2 separate regions of the Homo sapiens genome follow, and region 1 is linked to region 2. Evidence: chromatin loops called from intact Hi-C (ENCODE). Cell type or tissue: mammary epithelial cell. All regions are shown on one strand.

Region 1 (2,500 bases), 270 kb before region 2:
AATGAATTCATATCTCAGCAGGAAAAGACCCATGAAAAAAACCCAGAATGTTCCCCATTTAGAAATTATATTCAGAAACCATATTCTGTCTTTAAAAGAGTAAAGAAGATTCTAACGAAATTTGACCTCCTAATGGTACACAATTTTCACCAAGTTAGAAACAAGTCTGCTTGATTCTCCCCTATTAGAAAAATGTACAACATCTGCTTTCCAAATATCCCTTCTCTAAGATTTTCATGTCTTATCAACCATTCTGATGAATTCCTTCCTGTGTCTTCTGTCCTCAGTGAACAGGAAAAAGATCCACTTCCACTCCTATGCAAGATTCTTTCTTGTCAATGAGGAGAATATTCATCACCTTCACCCTTCTCTAGTGTAAGACAACTGTCCCTGCTCTTTGCACCTTCCTTCAAAGGCCTGATTTCCTTCCTCTTGATCATTTTTACTTCTCCAACAAAATGTTCCTTTACTTGTAGCACTAATGTCACCCATTTCAGGAGCACTTTGACAAAGATGAAAGGTCAGACTTTAGTTATGGACCTGCCCACTGAAGCTTTGTTAAAAATTAGCAGCTTTCATCCAAACGTCGGGCCTGTGGCAGCATTATCTTATTAATCCTTGTAAACTCTCCTCAGAGGAGGCAGATGTCAAATGATACAGTCAGTTTTACAGAGAACTAGGCCAAGTTCAGAAGAAGTTTACTGTAGTCACATGCTGCTCCCAGAGCATGGCAGAGTCAAGAATAGAACCTAATGGCTGTAAAATTTGTTTGGCTCCCCTCTCAGACCACACACTTCTACCGAACACCATCATCATCCGTCTCAAGTACTGAGCACCTAGAGACCATGGCACCCATAAAACTCATGATCTCTGTCCTGTCTCCAGGGAAGGAAAGAGAGAGAAGGAATGCATTTGAAGAGAATTGACTAGATGAAGAAACCTATGCCCAGACAGGAGAAGTGATCCCTCCCTCTGAGTTAGTAAAAAGACTACATGTAGGAACAGGTTTCCTGAACTTACACTGCACTCAGCACGCCTCTGCCTTTGCGAGAGAAGGACTGTGTAACTTCAGGTATTCATAACATTCCCCTCTCTTGTTTCCCTCACTAGTTTTTTTCTTCAAAGAGGAGGTCGGTCTGTCATTAGGCCTCTGACAATGTCTTTTAACAAGTAGTAGACTTAAGTTGCGCCATCTAGTGGTCTGAAAAGAAATCCCATGATAATGGCCAAATCATTGAAGGCAAAAATCTTTAGTTGACCTTGCATTTTATATAAAAAAAAGATGCCAAGTTAATTATAAAGTCTCATTCCTACAACATTAAAATTCATCCATTTTTAAAACAGAATTTTATAATATACAACTTAACTTTTTGTAGTAGTTACTTCAAAGTACAACTACAAATATTAAATAAGACATACTAATTTATTTTGAACATTTGTAAGTCAACAGCATTATAACATGGTATTGAAAAACTTTAATAGCATTGATATTTTCTTTATAAAAGTTCAAAGTAACTCCTACCTATTACCTGTATTTCCCTTATAAGAACCTTGTGAAATAAAAAGAACATCTATCATCTATCATTAGCCCCATTTTACTGATAGAATAATTGAGACTTATCTGCTATCACCATGGACACATAGTAAGAAAAGCCAGCTTAGAATTTAATTCTTTTGACCTTATTCTAGTGTTTTTTCCACAAACTAATTGTTTAAAATATATCTTTAAAGATATTTTTCTACTATGGTAACTGTTCTGAGAAAAATTTTGCAGTTGGTCTAAATGAAAATGTGTAATATTCAGTAGAATTACCATAGCTGATTTTAGTTGTAATAATGAAATATTAGATAATTCAACTGTTACTTACAGACCTATATGTCTTTCTGTTTATTATAAGGGAAAGTAGAAAGTGCAATTGCACCTGTCTCTGGTCAAAGAGCCAAAAAACCTCCTTAGTTATACAAAATATATTTTAGGGTTTCCAAACACATTTATGATAAAATAGTTTCGTTATTAGGAGAAGCTAATTAGAGATAAACTTGATCATTTAAATCAAGATGATTATAAAGGCTAGGCTTGACAATAATTATAATAATGTTGCCTTTTGAAAGTAGTTTGGACACAAGGAGCTGTGATCCTCACCAGTAGATGAGCACTGGCCTAACCATGTCCAATGTAGTGGAGATTAAAAAGGAAGAGTCCACATCCTGCTGATCCACATTCCCACTGTGTGACTCCAAGCAAGTTGCTTAAGCTGTCCAAACTTTGGTTTCCATATTTGTCAGAAGAGACCTCTTTCAGCTGTCATTCTTCTGAATTTCAGGTGTTATTTTCACTAGCTATCATCTGCACATTGAATTATAATCATAAATAGCTGAGTGTGGTGAATGTAGCTTCCAAAGCCTCCTGCAGAGCATCCATCCATACCTTCTAGTTACTGACAATGTTTATAACTGCTCGGCCTTGCACAAATTATGTTTGTCAAAGTTGAGAAGCTTT
Region 2 (2,500 bases):
ACTGTGTCTTCTTCATCTTTATATCTTACATTCTTAGCATGGTAGATGTTTAATTGGAATGTGATTTCAGAGAGTGGCTGTGTTCCAGTCTTGATCCAATATTGATGAACTGAATGTGTTAGTCTATTATAAGCAAAGATTTTCAGGTCAAACTTGGTTTGAAATACAGACTGTATGTTCCTCACAGAAAATGTGACTTTGAGCAACCAAGTCTGCTTAAAGTCAGCTATTAAAAGTATGTATTTCATGCATCTAGTTTTTTCTTAATATATTTTATAAAGTCTTTAAAGTGATATGTGGAAGAATGTGGTAAAGCACTTTAGTTAGAGCAAAAAGGGTTGTTTTCCCTATCAGCCCAAAATACCATATGTCTAGAATCATTAGGAATTAACTGTAACATAGTGGACAAGCATTATTACTATGTGCTAGTGTTTCATGACTTCCTCAGATTATTCAAATGGTATCCAATCTACTTGGTCCAATTCAACTCTTCTTTTCTTCCACAAACCTTTCACTTATTTTACATGGATGACTTTTGTTTCTCAACTTTTATACAATTACAGTTTCATAATAGAATTTGACATTGATTTTATACTGCCTACAATATTGTTTATTTAATGTAATTCTTAGCATAAAAATAATAAAAATGAGCAAGTCAGCTTCTATTTATTGAAAGCATATTGTGAAAAACACTTCACAGATATCTCATTTCACCTTCATGATAATTCTGTAAGTTGTTTTATTATATTCATTTTGTATATGAGTAAATTGTGGCTTAGAGAGCTGAAGTGACTTGCCTAAATTAAACAGCTAGTAAGTAACAGAACTGGGACTTGACGTCAGATCTGTTTGATTTCAAAGGGTGCATCTTTAACCAGCATACAAAGGTGTGGGGTCATTCAGGTCAGAGCCTTTGTCTCTGGTTTCTCTTAAGACTGGTGAAAGCAGGAGCATATGAGGTTTTTTTTTTTCTTTTTTTTTTTAAAGTATTATCACAGGCAGTGATCATAACTAGATAATTAGCCTGAGAAAATATTACTTTTGTAACAGTGATAGCCTAAATAAAATAGAAATGTGATTCCATTGTAATAATAAAGAGTACCAAACATATGTGAGAAACTATGCCACAGTTATTTTACTGAAATATGATCTATTTTTGCCAAGCTGATCTATATCAGCTTAAACTTGAACTTTGAGGGCAGACAAAACAGAATCGTACTATCATCCTAAAGACTACTTCCTCCCTCTAGTGACCAGGAATGGGAATATCACAGCTACAGGCATTTAGAAAACTTGATTCTCAATGTATATGCATACCTCCCTCTAGGGGATATTTGGGAAATTTTCAGTAGTAATTTTGGTTATTACGATGAATAGGGCTGCAGCTGGTATTCATTAAGGGCATTAGGGATGCTAGACATCGTGAATGTGAGGGATAGTGCCCTATATAAAATAATTTTCCAGCTCAAAACATTCATGTAGATGAAAAATTCATTATTTTTTAAGTCTAGAACATAGCAGTTCAGTCATGTTTCACTTAACAATGAGACATTCTGAGAAATGTGTCATTAGGCAATTTCATCATTGTGCAAACATCATACAATATACTTACACAAACCTAAATGCTATAGCCTACTACACATGTAGGCTCTATGGTATAGTCTATTGCTCCTAGGCTACAAGCCTGTGCAGCATATTACTGTACTGAATTCTATAAGCAATAGGAACACAATGGCAAGTATTTGTGTAACTAAACATATCTAACATATGTTGTGTAACTAACATATCTACATAGAAAAACTACTGTAAAAAGATGGCATAAAATATTTTAAAATGGTATACCTGTATAGGACACTTACCATTAATGGAGCCTGTAGGACTGGAAGTTGATCTGGGTGAGTCAGTGAGTGAGTGGTAAGCGCATGTGAAGGTCTAGGACATTACTGTACACTACTTGATACGGTTTGGCTCTGTGTCCCCACCCAAATCTCATCTCAAATTGTAATCCTTACATGTCAGAGGGGCCTGGTGGGAGGTGACTGAATCATGGGGGCAGACTTCCTCCTTACTGTTCTTTTTATAGTGAGCTCTCATGAGATCTGGGGGTTTAAAAGTATGTGGCTTGCTCTCTCTCTCTCTCTCTCAAGCTTTGTCATGGTTAGATGTGCCTTGCTTCCCCTTCACCTTCTGTCATGATTGTAAGTTTCCTGAGGGCTCCTCAGGCATACGGAACTGTCAGTCAATTAAACCTCTTTTCTTTATAAATTACCCAGTCTCAGGCAGTTCTTTATAGCAGTGTGAAAATGGACTAATATGCTATTGTACATTTTATAAACATTGTACACTTTGGGACACTAAGTTTATAAAAAAATTTTTCTTTCTCCAATAATAAATTAACCTTAGCTTACTGTAACTTTTTTACTTTATGTTTTAACTTTTTAAAACTTTTTGAGTCTTTTATAATGACACTTAGCTTAGAACACAAATATTGTACAGCTGT

Evidence for each region. Peaks named below come from ENCODE experiments on the same cell type or tissue, not always from the same donor. Only the 100,000 strongest peaks of a DNase experiment are listed, where the experiment ranks them.
Region 1: it touches region 2 in a loop (6-fold over the local background); 29 of 110 quality-filtered maps call a loop at or near these places.

What each region holds. Positions count from the first base shown.
Region 1 is chr6:116,535,019-116,537,518 of GRCh38, reverse strand. The region is part of intron 3 of TRAPPC3L (trafficking protein particle complex subunit 3L); the gene reads left to right. It also overlaps a transcript of CALHM4 not described here. Among named protein-coding and RNA genes, the nearest start is that of TRAPPC3L, 9.4 kb to the left of the region's middle. In mammary epithelial cell, a CTCF peak has its summit at 1,202 (motif pointing left); a DNase peak (open chromatin) is centred at 1,068; H3K27ac peaks cover 680 bases.
Region 2 is chr6:116,267,502-116,270,001 of GRCh38, reverse strand. It overlaps a transcript of DSE not described here. Among named protein-coding and RNA genes, the nearest start is that of TSPYL1, 11 kb to the left of the region's middle. In mammary epithelial cell, a CTCF peak has its summit at 1,289 (motif pointing left); a DNase peak (open chromatin) is centred at 1,271; H3K27ac peaks cover 315 bases.